Regions from separate parts of the Homo sapiens genome. Here region 2 is linked to region 1. The links are chromatin loops, found by intact Hi-C in ENCODE. Cell type or tissue: PC-9. All regions are shown on one strand.

Evidence for each region. Hi-C counts contacts between places; a loop is a spot of excess contacts. Peaks named below come from ENCODE experiments on the same cell type or tissue, not always from the same donor. Only the 100,000 strongest peaks of a DNase experiment are listed, where the experiment ranks them.
Region 2: it touches region 1 in a loop (10-fold over the local background); 68 of 110 quality-filtered maps call a loop at or near these places.

The regions. Positions count from the first base shown.
Region 1 is chr3:25,591,159-25,599,158 of GRCh38, reverse strand. It overlaps RARB (retinoic acid receptor beta), which reads right to left. Exons shown (of 8, transcript NM_000965.5): 6 at 5,452-5,656; 7 at 4,481-4,639; 8 at 1,227-2,739. The coding sequence ends at 2,543. TOP2B (DNA topoisomerase II beta) reads left to right here. Exons shown (of 36, transcript NM_001330700.2): 36 at 682-1,175. The coding sequence ends at 852. Among named protein-coding and RNA genes, the nearest start is that of TOP2B, 70 kb to the left of the region's middle. In PC-9, CTCF peaks have their summits at 4,698, 4,897 (motif pointing right) and 6,496; DNase peaks (open chromatin) are centred at 4,958 and 6,498; H3K27ac peaks cover 1,280 bases.
Region 2 is chr3:24,960,637-24,968,636 of GRCh38, reverse strand. It overlaps a transcript of RARB not described here. Among named protein-coding and RNA genes, the nearest start is that of RARB-AS1, 420 kb to the left of the region's middle. In PC-9, CTCF peaks have their summits at 4,498 and 4,702 (motif pointing left); no DNase peak of the experiment used is centred here.

The DNA of each region.
Region 1 (8,000 bases):
AGACTAAAATATTATTTTTCAGACTAAAGACTGTTTCCTTTTAACTTGGATTTATTTGACCAGGGCTAATTTGATTTTTTTTTTAATTGAATTCATTTGACTGTGGCTGATTTTTCCAATTAGTCTGACCCTTTTCCAGAAGTACACTATTTCTTTTAGGTAAATGAATGACATCAGCTCCCCCGCATCCCTTTTTATGTTGATTTCCACATTGACCTCTTCCATTCAGTCATCTTCTATGTCTCAGGTCCACCTCGGTGATGCTTTGCATTTTTTTAAACACTTACAGTGCACACATACTACACACGGTGCAGGAGTCTTGTTTCCTCCCATGAATTCTTGATATGTACTTACCAGTAGGACAGCTTGAATTTTTACTAATCTGGGCATTGTGCATACTTTTTGGGTAATATATAATTTCAGAAATAAAGGTGTTACATTTTTCAGGCTAGAACTTGGTAAATATGAAACCACCAAGGTGGTGAATTACTGTATGTAATCTTTTTCCTCCAAAAAATAAGATAACTGGTCTTACACTTAGGTTAGCATTATGATTCTAATTTTAAAAGCACCATTATTTGTAATACTTCCTAAACATAAGCGAAGTTTAAGGAGTGATAGTTCTTAATACTAGTCTTTACTTCCTTTCATAACTTTTAAATCTATTGAAAAAAAATCTAGAAACCGAAGAAGACATCTTTTGATCAGGATTCAGATGTGGACATCTTCCCCTCAGACTTCCCTACTGAGCCACCTTCTCTGCCACGAACCGGTCGGGCTAGGAAAGAAGTAAAATATTTTGCAGAGTCTGATGAAGAAGAAGATGATGTTGATTTTGCAATGTTTAATTAAGTGCCCAAAGAGCACAAACATTTTTCAACAAATATCTTGTGTTGTCCTTTTGTCTTCTCTGTCTCAGACTTTTGTACATCTGGCTTATTTTAATGTGATGATGTAATTGACGGTTTTTTATTATTGTGGTAGGCCTTTTAACATTTTGTTCTTACACATACAGTTTTATGCTCTTTTTTACTCATTGAAATGTCACGTACTGTCTGATTGGCTTGTAGAATTGTTATAGACTGCCGTGCATTAGCACAGATTTTAATTGTCATGGTTACAAACTACAGACCTGCTTTTTGAAATGAAATTTAAACATTAAAAATGGAACTGTGTTCTCTGTCTCTTTACTGAAGATAAAGGTGTAGTAAAAGCTCCCACACACCTTTAAAATAAATATATTTTATTCTTTGCCAGGAGACTCCATGGAAAAAGGTAAACAGTATATGAACATAGAAAGCATTGTTAAACAAACAATCTCAATGTACAAACAGAGCCAGTGAAAGTACATCACAGACTTGCTAATATATCAAAAAAAAAAAATTCCACTAGTGCTTAAATGAGAACTAAGAAACTGACACTTGTATCTGTTAACCACTCTACCACAGCTTTCACTCTGCTTCATAGTGATTGAACAAGGTCAAAGGAGGCAGATTCTATGCCTGTTTCTTTGGGAGTTGTTAATATTAATTAGCCCCTTGGCATCAAGAAGGCTGGAAAAAAAAATCCCAATATCAGGCATGAATCAGGAAGGACACTAGAGTTACATGGTCCAGGTGGTAGACCAGCCTGCTAATTATCCCATGAAATTTCCCTAATGGCTTGTGAACAAGTAAACAAAAACTTAACACTGAAAAGTGTTTCTGCCTTGGAGGCTATCATTACTGTAAAAAAATTTTTTTTAACTAACTGTGTAGTTATGTCATTAAACAAGTAATAAACCACTTTTAATTTAAAGTGACATTAACAATTGAACAAATGACATTTGATTAACTGAACTGGCAGTTACACTGATACAGAATTCTCTTCTGCTAGTGCAGGGAATTTGTATACTTTTACTGGGCAACATGAAATAAAAGATGCAGTTTGAGAGCATCAGAAAGAGCAAAGACAAGCTTCCATACTAACTAAAGTAGAATATCTTCAGCCTTATCTTGTCATACTGTACAATAGTCCTGTCAATAGTCCTGTTTCCTTACCTTGATGTCTTGACTATTCCATGAAAGCAAGACAGTTATCTTTTTGAACCTAGGTAGACGTGTACAGTAGTCTATTTCATAACCTTGGTGTCATGGTTATTTTGAGTATGCAAGACAAAAGGAAAGCACCAAACATACAGTATAGAAAGAACAGAGCCATACTTCTGTATGTACAAAGTCTTCAGAAACTTAACCAGGGGTAAATCATTTTGACTGGGTCTTTGCCATGCAATCTTGAGTGTTCAAAGAGGAAAATAGAAGCTTTTAACTAGTTTCTGGTTGCATGAAATGGCTGATTTTTTAAAATTGGAAAAGTTTGTATTTCTAGGTAAGTTACACAGTGAGGAGTATATATATTGATACATATGAAAACTTCTTGGTCCTTCTTGAGTTTTAATATCTTTTCAGTCCAAAAACTAAGCAGCAGTAAAAATGTTTTTTCTTGCATTTTAAATCCTGGAACTGAAGGTACTGGGGAATGTTTGAAGTAGCTAGAAAATGTCTTATTGCACGAGTGGTGACTGACTGACCCCACTGTTTTCCACTGAGCTGGGTGAGATGCTAGGACTGTGCTCTGCTGTGTTCCCACTTGAACTTGGGGTCAAGGGTTCATGTCCTTCAGAATTCTCCAGCATTTCTTGAATGAGAGGTGGCATTGATCCAGGAATTTCCATTTTCAAGGTAATTACACGCTCTGCACCTTTTCAAAAGAGATAATGGAAATATGGTTAAGATAAGGAGTTAAGCTATGACAGATAACCAGGGACCAATTTTCATATATTTTAACAGAGGTGTTTCCTAAGATTCTTGCTTAGGAATTATGAAATGTAGATATCAGGTGGCTTTTTGTTGAAAAAGATCTATCGATTACTATCACACTCATAAATACAAAGAAAGATAAATGTATTTGGAATGGGAACTGCATCCACCAAAAATCATGTGTTAGTTTATTGCAAAGTTAGTTAGATTGGGTTCTCAACCAGCTCAGACTCATAGTATGTTGATAGAGAGGGTCTTTTTATGATCTGCTAGAACTTCATTCGTCTTTTATGCAAGCAATAACTGATACAATTGCTCCTTTTGATAACAGAAAATTATGCAAACAATGCCTCCCAGAGGCTATCCTTATTTTACACCATTAAAACATTTTTACTTTGTGGAAAAGCAGCTGAGATATGGTGACGTTTAAATATGATGTCTTAGTTTCAGGAAATAACAATTTACAAAGAGAAGTTCCTGATGAAAGAAGTGTATCTTGAAAAAGACAGGTTGATGGCAGTTACCCACAAACAGAGGAGTTCACGATGTGCAGTGACTATTGACAACTAGATTTAGCAGCACTCTGTCCAGTACAATACCCACTAGGTAGCTAAATTTAAATTTGTTAAATAAAATGAGAAAAACAGTGCCTCAGTTGCATAAGCCACACTTCAAGTGCTCGAGAACCTCTTGTGTCTGGTGGCTACTGAACTGGACAGTACAGATTATTTCTGTAATTGCAGTAAATTCTATTAGATATCACTAGTCTAGTCATCTATACAGAATGATAGTATTATGTTAAACAGCCTCATTTTTAAAAATCAAAGATACCGTATTCACAACCACACTGGTATCTGCTGTTTACTTCTACTCTTAATTCCATGCAAGGATGAATTCAGAATGCTCATCTAGGAGACCTCTTAGAAGGAGCTCGAGTTAAGACTGCTTGTCAAACAAGTTCCCTGTGCTTTTAAGCACTTTCTGAAATACAGAGTTTATTCCTTGGCTAGCAAACATCTTCAGAGACAGAGTAAGTAGTCTGATGGGGAAAGGAGAATGACAATAGCCCATTTGGTACCAGGGATAGCTGCTGAGTTGTCTCTCTACATAGAAAAACCTTACTGTTAAACACTCAACTGTGATATGGATCTAGGCACCTCTATTAATTGCTTGAGTTGCTACATAAACAGAAAATCACTAGGCAAAGAATATACCTCTTAGGCAAGAATTCCTTTGCTTAGAAGTGTGCAGAAGAAAATCTGCCTATATACAAAAGAGCAATGGCTAAAGTGATTGAGAGAAACTTAACAAAGGTTTAGATATTCAAGAAAAACTGGAGTCAAGGTAACATAAACCAGAGATGTGTAGAAAGCTGGAATTAAATGTATGAACCTAGAGAATTAGCCTGTTTTAGTACATTCTCTTGAAAACAATGTTTTTCTAATCAGTCATGAATTTTAAAGCTCTCAATCGTTAAGATAATTGAATAGGGTAAGATTTGAGGTGTTTTTTTTTTTTTTTTAGAGGGGGGAGGGATAGTATTTCCTTTTGATTTCAATGAGAAATGAGTTCCAAGACTTTAAAAGCAGCCATTAAACATCCTGAATTGAATAAAGCAACACAACCTGGTAAGGCCCTCAAGTCCACTGTGTGACTACAGTACTGAGAGCACGAAGACATACCTTTAGCACTGATGCTACGGAGATCTGTGATTTTCATTAAGATCTTTGGAAACATGTGAGGCTTGCTGGGTCGTCTTTTTCTGATATAAATTTTTAGTGCTTCCAGCAATGGTTCTTGTAGCTTATCTACTTTTGTCGGTTCCTCAAGGTCCTGGCGGTCTGGATACCAGGAATAAAGTATTAAACAAAATCAGGATTTATGCCCTTTTCCCCTCTTCCTTGTTTCCTTATTCCTACTGTTATGAGTTCATTAATTTGGTAATTCAATTACATACACAAATTTGCAGACTTATGCAGTTGCTTTAAGCAGTGATACTTGAAAAACAAAAAAAAACTGCCCCCCCTTGGTAGTATAAACATTTTGATGCCTGGTTGCTTTTGTCCCAGGGAAAGAATTACCTCCTTTGACCAGAAGGTGTCACTACCAAACTGAATTAAAACAAATCTTGAGCAGGATGGTTATTTTAGCATAAAATAAATCTGCTCCTTAATTAAAACCATTACTTTTTAACCACTTACGATTCAGCCTCCTATAGGCCAGTAGGGGTCACTACAAAGAAGAAAGCTAAATTTTATCCCAGTCCTGCAAGGGTTGGTGGGAGGGCCCAGCCAAATACTTGTATGCCTACCCACTAGATAACAAACAGCACATACAAGTCCCTTGTCATCATTCAAATGTCCCCAGACAATTCATTTTATAATAGTGTGATCCTGCCTTTAAGAAAAAAAATCTGTGGCAATTGGAGTAATAGCTTTTTGGGATTTCTTTCTGAGCAGAAGGATCCCAAATACCATTAGTTAATTTGTAACAACATGGAAAAATACAATGAAACCAGGCATGTATGCCTGGCTTTATTCACATGTTTTCCCATGTAAAACAACTCCAAAAGGGAAATGAGGAATTTTTCACAAATTACAAGTATAAACTGTTCTTCATGGAATTTCATGAGGCTTTTCTACATAGTTGGTACCTCCACAGATTAAGCAGATGGCACTGAGAAGGCCTGTTTCTGTGTCATCCATTTCCAAAGGCAGGAGCTGGTTGGCAAAGGTGAACACAAGGTCAGTCAGAGGACCAAATCCAGCATTGTGCATCTGAGTTCGATTTAGGGTAAGGCCGTCTGAGAAAGTCATGGTGTCTTGTTCTGGGGTATACCTGGTGCAAATTCTAAGAATCTGGAAGGAAAAAAAAATTGATGGATGTTCTAAGCCATCCTGTCCTGAAATCATCAATCAGATGTAAGCAGGAAATAACATGAAGATTTCCAAGGAGCTCTTGGGGCAGTCTGTCCCCCTTTCACATGTTGAATGTCTTCTTTAGCTCTTTCATTAAGAGACTACAGAAGTCAAAACCCAGGGGCTAAAGTTTTTTAGGAAACACTAAACAGGACATAAGAAATTTTGAGAAATATCTTTTTAAAAGTAATTCATTACTTGACTCAAATAAACATTTACTGAGTGCCTAATTATGTCCCAGGCACTGTGCCAGGTGCTGGAGATAAAAAAAAAAAAAGATGAATAAGATTCTATTTTTTAAGAGCTTACAGTCTGCAATAAATGACAATTTATTAAATGCATAGTATATATCAAGTTTTGTACATACCCTACATTCAATCTTTCAAACAGCTTGGTAAAGTGAATATTATTCTTATTTTACAAATGAAGGACTTAAGGCTCAGAAAGGTTAGGTGATGTGCCCAATGTCACATAGTTAACATGTAACTGAATCTGACTCAAACCCAAGTTAGGCTCTCTCTCCCATGATGCCTCTGATCACACGGTTACACAGGCAGCTGTAATACAAGGGACATGAGTGAAACCAGCAAGGTACTAGGGAGTTCAGAAAAAGGAAAGCTCAGAAATAGCCAGGAGGAAATCAAGGGCAGATCCATAAAGAGGTAGCATTTCAACCGAACCCTAAAGTGTAGGCAGGATTTCTACAGGCAAAAAGCCTGAGTCACTCTGCCAGAGTCTCCCAGTCCCACCCAGTGTATGCTTGACACATAACCCTGTTGGCCCCCTGGGGCGCTAGCTACTAAGGAGACTCTTGCTCACTGCCCTGTGCCTCTAGGCCTCACTCAGAGCAAAACAAACTAAAAATGCCTTGCTTCTGTAGATACTCAATCCTGGTTCATGTTTCCACTGCCCTATTAAGCCTAAATGCTGGTAAGGAGCTCCGTGCATTGCAGAGCACTTCCCCACCCAGAACCACATTTCTGCACCGACAATAAAGGGTCTCTGCTGACCAGGTTTCCATACTTGACTTTTCTCTCTGAAAAAGTTTCAGAGCTGCTTGAAGCACAGAGAGAAGTAAATCCCACCTGGACAAAAGTGAATAACTCAGGAGGTTGAAGAAGTTGAAAGTTTTTCCCAGATAATGGCATTCAATTTGACTGGGTATAGTCCTGTGAATGTCCACCTCAGTGTCAACCTACAGGAGGGCAGATGTGATCAGAAAGGCCTGCATTATTCCTGTTACACAGCCATGTGCAGAGAGGAGTGGCCTCTGAGGAAGACACAGGACCTCTACCTAGGAGGAGTAGTAAAGCCCTCTCCATCCTGCCCATATTCCCATCAGGTCTCCTAAAAGAAAAACTTCTGTCAAATCTCTCATCTTGTCAGGGAAACACTGGGGGTTTGGGACCAGGACACTTCCCATGGGGAAGACAGTCCTATCTGACTGGTGGTGGATCCACAAGAGCCTCAAACCCACTGGACCACATGAACCATGATGGGACAGTTGTACTGCAATGGTCACATGCTTTTGGGTTCTCTAAATCTCCAAGAAGGCAGTGACCTAGGAGCCAGCCTTCTCCCTACACAAAGGACTCCAGCGTGGATAAGGAGGAAGGCACCAGGACATCCTATAGAGTGAGGGTGCAGCAGCGCCTCTGTTGTATATATTTTTAAAAGTCTGACTTCAGTGTCTTATTGGTTAAAACTCCGAGAGGAAAACTGAATGAGTAAGCCCTCTTCATCCCTAACATACAGTAATAGCTAATGTTTTATTGATCACCTACCAGGTACCATACTAAACACTAGTATATTATTTCTCCTATCAACCCATGAATTGTTACTATTAGCTGGGGAAACAAATCTGAATAGCTTATGCTAGGTCACATAAGCTAGTAGAATGATTTGATTTCAGCTTTTTCTAGAACCCATGGTTTTAACCATTGCTCCACAGCTGCCTCATTTTCTCTCCACGCCAATAGTCAAACCTAGACACCTCTCTAAGGTTAGATAATCTTTAGCCCAGTACTGATTTCGATATCGGCCTTACTGGGCACTTTTGTGCAGCACATAACTGCATAACTATTCACGTTGGCCTGCCTGCTGTAGAGGGGTGCAGAGCTTGTGGCCTGGAAACAGAAACTTCGTTTTATATTGGGAGGGGTGGTAGAGAGATATCTAAATCAGGACATGTCCTCAAACTTCTTAATGTTCCTACTATATGATCAAGTGGCATAGTGAATTAGCAATTGATCATTAATGTGAGTAGTTCTCAAAACACTACCAT
Region 2 (8,000 bases), 630 kb after region 1:
TACCCATAATACCATAGCCACCCACCAGATATGTGAGTGAGACCATAAGGGACTAACCAATCTCCAGGTCACCTGTCAAATGTCCACAGAAACAAGAGGTAGTCCAGCTAAAATCAGCCCAACTGATCCCAGCCCAGAACTGTCCAGCAGAATCATAAGCTAAATAAATGGTTATTTTAATTATTAACCACCACTAATTTCTAAGGTGGTTTATTACATGGCAAAGTTAACTGATTCTCTAACCCCAAAAGAAAAGTATGTTATTTTAGTCATGGGAAACAAGAGAACTATAGTCTTAGCAAAAGAATGAAGATCTTGTACCCAGTCATTACAGGGAACATTGCCTCAGGGAGCCCTTTAAAACTGATTTATGAGGTAGAGATATAAAGACAACTAGTCCACTTTGGACAATGTGGCAGATGGCATTAGATTTACACATATTTATGTAGCACATGCTTAATTGCCTACTTTACTGTCCATCTTTGGCCCTCAAGTAGATGGTTATTTTCAAGAATTACAATACTTTAACTGGCTGATGCTCCAAACACAGCTTCTTCCTTTGGATGCGCTAGGAAAACAACCAAACCAAACAAAAAAGACACCAAAGCTCCAAAGAGCTATTATAATTGTTTTACAGTTTCATTAGAAAACATCCTGTCTGTTATGCTTGCTTCCGGAAACTCTAATGATAATAGTGTTTGTTGCTACTGCTTAATTCCCCCTTAGGGTGTCTGCCTTTTACAGTTACAATTACAATTGGAAAGTCATTCAACCACATGTTCACATCAATTTATCCATTAATTTATTTGACCTGTTAATCCATTAGTTACTCATCCAATAATCCAATAAACTGCTTAAAATAATGTTTGCAGTCTCTAGTGTGGGATGCCTTTGGGTCAAAGATGATGAATCCAAATTATTAATGATGAAGCTATTTTATTCATTTTGGAAACTTTGATAGTGCTATAAAGCAAACTGTGAATGCCTTCTTAATTACACGACTGCAGAGCAGCTCATAAAGGCCAGTGGAAGGGTAATAACTCATTCCTAGGCTCTTACTATCAGTCAACCAGTTCATTCTCTATCCTGGCAAATCTGCTGAAAGATGCATGCATGTCGGAGAAACACTACACTTGGTACTGTCAGAGATGAAGAGGGAAGGAACTGGATTCTACTCTTAGAAGTTGACCATCTGAGTTGAGGAGACAAATTTACAAAACGGCTACTTAGAATTTGCGGGGGTAGTGAAGAAATGCAACGCTAAGGGAAACAGAGGCTTGGGCAAACATAGGTAGCCTTGAGAGATAATCTGGCTTCTACTCCAAGGTCATAAGCTCAAATCTTACAGGAGACAGATGCTTTCAGGGAATAAATCTAGCTGAGGGAAGAAAAGCAAATGGGAGTGATACCAACTGTGACCAACGAGAAGCTTATCTCCTGTCAAAGTGGCAGCCACAAGGCAGCTCTGGCCATTACTATGGAAGCCCACGGGCCGAGAGTTGCCAGATCTTCTGATTTTTCAAGATAATATGGAAATTTCTCTGTGAAATTGTTGACTTTCGAAGTATATGTATCTAATTCAAATCAGTAAATAAAACTACACAAAGTAAATAAAAGACATGGACACATTTAATTTTGAATATGGGCATCTGGTTTGTGACTTCCATGATAGAAAGCTTTCCAGGACGAGCCAAGTATGGAAAATGAAAATGTATGGTGAATTCAGGGCAGGATGTGTGGTTCAACACAGTCAAAATGTATAGGACTTTATTAATTAATGGACATAATGATCACCTGAATGATTTTTAACATATTACAGTTATCTATAGAATATTTTAAGAATTCATGCTGATAACCAGAAAGATAAAAATTTAATGTGAATCTTGTTGTTGCTGTTCTTTAAAGTGGGTGAACCCATACTTTAGACAACACCCTGGTCTGTTAAACATCTGCCCAATGTCTTTACTGTTCTGCTTCTTGTTAGAGACTTCAGAGAGAGAGAGAGAGAGAGAGAGAGAGAGAGAGAGAGATGAATGTAAACCAAGGTCAGACACAGATGATGGTAGAAATGACCTTTGACATTCCTGTACTTAATCAGACGAAGGAGTGTGCTAAGAAAAACACACACTGAGGTGTGGAAACCATAAAATATCACCAGGGAAATAAGAGAGAAGGGTTGGTTCAAAATGCAAGCCACCTGCTGATATTGTACAAATGATAGTAAGACACAGATAGGAATAGAAATCCTCAAGTGTTAAACCAATACTCACCTCCTTCTTTCATTTGTTAAAATTGTTTCTTTTAAGTAATTAGGTGTTAATCTCCTACAACTCCCCATCCCAGTCATCATCAATCTTACCCTTAGGCTGACCTAACAGTCTCTTTCACCTCCCCCTCCTTCTAGTTTCCCAAATTCCAATAATAGTTACATGTCCACTCTCTCCTTTGGAATGTCTCTACAATCAAGTAGTAAAAATGCCAAAGGTCAGTGCCAAAGAAAAATAATTTAACAAGCTAAAATAACCAAAAAAAAAAAAAATTCAAAGATAAAGGTGCCTCTTTAGTTGCATTTCTAAACTTTCTGAATATGTTTCCCAACTTATTTACTTTAATAAGGCTAACCAGGCCAATGTGACTTTCCATGTAAACCTGCATATTTTTTCTAATACAAAACTAAGATGTGCACAAAAAATGTAACACTAATACCACGTTACTTTTCTTCAGTGTTTTGCAATGACAAATTCTTTCACAATTATCCCTTATTCCTTACCAGAAGAGTATGATGTTGTATTATTTTTTTCTGGAGGGTCAGGGGGATGAGGAAACTGGGACTCAGCTAAAGTGACATTTCCAATAAAAGTGACAGAACCACAAGACTATCATAGTAATGAACGGATTTGAGGTTTGATTATGTAGCAGGCATCCTCTCAACATTTCATGTGTATTATTTCATTTAATCCTTATAACTGTGTGAGACAGATACTAAATTTTTCTGTATTTTATAGGTGGCAAAACAGAAGGACAGAGGAGTAACTTGGTGAAGGTCATCTAGCAACCTTTAGGGTAGTATTGGAATTCAAATGAACAATCTGGCCCGGAGCCCATGTGCCTCATGGTCATAAAATATCACCTCTCCATGATGAAAACCATGGTTCTCTGATTCCAAATCTATTCTTCTTTTAGCTTTACCCTGTTTTACTCATAAAGCTGGAAGACAAAGCCTACCTACTTTTTCCATAGACTGAGAGACAGTCATCAGCCTTCCTCGAAATGACCTCAATTAATGTATTTCTGGTTTCAAATATTTTGACATTTTTGTTCTGCTGTGGCATGACCACTCTATTCCAGGATTTGGAAATTCCATACATTTATTTTTATACTCTCCTAGGCACCCAGATAGATACAAAATACCTGACAAAAATACACTCAACACAAGAAATTAAGTGGGAAAATATAAGAACTCCACACATGATGATGTCATGAGATCCTGTGCCCTTAACCAGAAGTGAACCTTAGTAAACATGACTCTAAAATTTCTAGCACCCAATGTAGAAAGGATAATCGATTACATGGGCTATTGTTTCTGTAAATCTAGAATTTAGTTCCAGTTCTATCTTTAGAACCAAAGCAATTCATCTTCATAGTATCTTTGGTTGCCAATACTTTTAATCACTGTATATAGTTCATAGGTGAGAACAGTACAAATGAATATCTGCCTATGTGATGTGAACTAAGAAACCTGTCACAAATATCTTTCCCACCAGCCTGAGGGTACCCAATAGCCCTGCTATTAGATAACTCCCTTGAGGGAGAACAGAAAGCGGGGACATCGCCTTTAGGAGATGTCAATAAGCATGTGCAGAATGCCTGGCAAGGAGACAATTGCTCAGGTACATGTCTACCTATCTCTGAAACATACCTCTGCACTGAAAAATCATCAGATTAGTCAATGGTTCGTTACTCCCAACTTCACTGGCTTATGGGTACCAACTTATGGACAGGGCATGCATAAGCATCAACATACACCAAACCATCTACATGTCTGCCTGTACATGTTCACAATAATCATACACCAGCCATTCTCAATCGTGGGTGTGCTTTCAGGATCTAAAGTTTTCTGAATGTTAAAAGGGTTAGAATATAAAATGGAGAGTGGTGGGTTGATAAAAATGTTCTCTTAGGCAACCAGGTCTTGAAAAGATGACTCAACAGTTTATGCTAGAGGCCAATACCAACAGTATTGCAAAGCTAATGCTTCATGTGATATATACAGAAAAAAAAGAGGATATTTCTCTCTTAATGAGGGTTAGCAATGAACAGATTCCTATTTAATTTGTAAATCAAATTTGTAAATTTGATTTGTAAATTCCTACAAAATATCAATTCCTATAGAAATAGCCTTTATATAACCAAATTAGCAGAAAACATTTCCACAGTGCTAACCTTACTTTTTATACACAAAAAAGATCTGGTTATACCTTATACAGTATGTGGGGTGGGGGGGTGGAAATCAACATTTTGTAGTTCAGTAAAAACTCAACTTGAAAGGACTTTGGCAATCAAAACAGAAGAAAAACAAGGAGAATGAAAAACAAATATCAAATACTGAGAAATTCTGTGACCCTTTTGTTCTGTTCAGACATCATTTGTCAGGTATGGAAGCCCTCTGCTGGTCAAGATTATATACAAGGCGATTCACTAAAACTCTGGAAAAGGCTTTTAAAAGGGAAGGTAAAGTTTTTTTTTCTACCAAAATGCAGTTGGACTTGTCTCTGAAATTCCTTTTAAAGATTAATCAAATATTGTTTGCACCTAAGTAAGTTGATTTTGGAAAAGAAGACACTTATTCTAGGTTCCTAATTGTATTAGGTATTTTCTCACAGGTGCATTCCTGTGACTGAAAGCATGAACTATATACTCCGGCAGAGATGCTCGGCCCACACTGCCTTGTTCCTCTCCACTTAGTGCTTAGGAAATGTTCCTTGTCTGTGTGACTGGTGAGCTTTAGCCAGGTTTCTTGAATTCTCCAAGGCCAGTAGGTTTTTCAGGATTTGGAGAATTTAGTTCTAAAAGTTATTCTGCTTCCTGAATTTGGGTTATTAAGCAAATAATAGCCATAATGTAACGGAAAATAATCTCTTTTTCAGGGGAGGCGAGAGTAAGACCAAAGCAAGCATGAGAAGGCAAACTAGATCAAGAGGCCATGAGCGTGACAACAAGGATGGGAAGCCATTAGGCCCTAATGTTTTAGCTATAGCACAGCTGACCAAGGACAAAAATAGATGCGTTTCCAGTGTCTTGCCTCTGTGAGAGCGTTTCCAATGAACTCACTGGCATTTATATCAATGCACTCCTTTGCTTGACGTTGCAAAGGAACTTGCCCAGAGCTTACCCCATTTCAAACAGCCAAGGGGCCAAGGACAGATTCACCATGCCCTGTGGATCAATATGTAACTAGCTTTTAAAAAACAAAGATCATCATCAAAACCAAATCAGTTTAAAAATTGGAAATCACATCAAGAACAAATCCTGAGGCATCTAGAAGAGAAGTCCTCAAAGTATTAACATGCATGGTTCATCAGGAGGCACAAACCACTTACATAGAACAAAAAGGAATAAACAGTTAAGATTATAGGAATCTGTAGGCAGGCTGAAGGGATTAAATTATGGATGGGTGACTTCGGCAAATTACTTAACCACTCTGTGTCAGTTCCTCATCTGTAAAATGGGGATGCTAACAATGGAATCTACCTTAAAAAGTAGCTAAGAGGATTAATTGAGTTAACACATAAAAATGGGCATAAAAGGGTGTGTGACACATGATAGTACTCATTTATATCATTTAGTGTAGCAACCCCCAACCTTTTTGGGACCAGAGACTGCTTTCGTGGATTTAGGATGAAACTGTTCCACCTCAGATCATCAGGCATTAGTTAGATTCTCATAAGGACATGCAACCCAGATGCCTTCCATGTGCAGCTCATGATAGGGTTTGTGCTCCTATGAGAATCGAATGCCACCACTGATCTGACAGGAGGTGGAGCTCAGGCAGTAATGCTGGTTTGCTTGCTGCTTAACTCCTGCTGTGCGGCCTAGTTCCTAAAGGCCATGGACTGGTATCGGTCTGTGGCCCGGGGATTGGGGACCTCTGATTTAGTGTAGTAGTTTTTAAGCCAGAATGGTTTTGCTCTCAGAAAATATTCAGCAGTGCCTTGAGACATATCTGATTGTCAGGACTGAGGGTTGATGCTGGCATCTAGTGAGTAGAGGACAGGAATGTTACTAAATATCCTACAAGGCATGGGACAGCCCGCAGCAATCAAGAATTATCTCGCTCAAAATGTCAACAGTGCCAAGGTTGAGGCACCCTGATCTTTCAAAGGATATTCTTTAAAAGACACCCAAAGGGGCCGGGCGAGGTGGCTCACACCTGTAATCCCAGCAATTTAGGAGGCCGAGGCAGGCAGATCACGAGGTCAGGAGATCGAGACTATCCTGGCTAACACGGTGAAACCCCGTCTCTACTAAAAATAGAAAAAATCAGCCAGGTGTGGTGGCGGGCACCTGTAGTCCCAGCTACTTGGGAGGCTGAGGAAGGAGAATGGCATGAACCTGGGAGGCGGAGCTTGCAGTGAGCCATGATAGCGCCATTGCACTCTAGCCTGGGCGACAGAGCAAGACTCTGTCTCAAAAAAAAAAAAAAAAAAAAAAAAAAAAGACACCCAAAGGGAACACTAAGGTTTGTATGGCTATTTTTCTCACGTACGCACTTATAAGAAAACCAAAATGCTTTGTTTTTATAGACATTATGTACAGATGTACAGGGTGTTCTCAAGCCTAGATTAAATGGAGATAAACCAAATTAATCCATTTTAGTCATCGGCTTTGCCAATTGTCCAATGGTGTTTTGGAGCCTCAGTTTCCTATGACATTAATTCCCTGTTCTGAGTTGATCCATCACTTCCAATACTCTGAGATAACTGGACCGTCAGAACTCCATGCCCCGCCCTCCCTCCCCACAGTGTGGCAAGGTTCGCTGAATTCATCTGTCTGAACAACCTGGAAAGTCTCATATGATTCCTTCCATAGATAAAGAGTTATTACCATTATTAGTAGAGGATTGCTTGATCTAAAAACATTAATTCTGCTTTTACAAACTCTCTCAGATACAGAGAACAGCCAATTGTAATGTGATTTATCAATTTCAGCATCAGTTCATATCCATGAAGCTGAGTGATGAAGCCGTTAGTCTGTTAGGGAGATTTCAGTGAAAATGTGAATGTTACTTCCAGTTATTCATTGCACAATATTTGCATATTTATTCTTGGTCTGGAAAAAGGTGGAAAAATTAGAACTACCGTATAACTATTCTAGCAGGGTACCTGGCACAGTAGATGTTCAATAAATATTTATTTTTTTAATTGAACAACAGAATCTCTTTGGTGTCTCAACTAAAATTTGCAATCGAATTCTAGATTCCTATTTATCATTAATAATTATAATAGCAAAGTAACTTATAATGACAGAACAGTTCTTTTCAGTTTTCAAAAATGCTTTCTCAAGTCTCTTATTTAATAGTTTTATCAAAACAGACTGCATTAAAGAAATTTGACAAATAAGAAAATAGACTTGAGAGGTTAATTCCTGGCCCCTGTCACAGGCCCCTCTCACAGGCCCCGCCACTAGTTACCCTCAAGATTTCACAACCTGTTCTTTTCCATTCTGTCATTCCTAGTCATTGTTCCCAATCCTACCAAACATTTTTATGTGGATGTCAAGAGATACTCTGCCAGAAATCATACATCTTATTCTAAGATTTACTTTTTTAAAAAAGGAAAGTGTCAATGCGACACACCAAAGTTAAAAAAAAAAAAAATCCAAAGGCTCAATTCTCAACTGGCAATTACAATTTTCTCTTCCTTTACACAACGTATGGTTGTAGCTACCTTGCCAGGTGTTAAATCATTCCATTCACAGCATTTTATTCTGGTTTTGTTTTA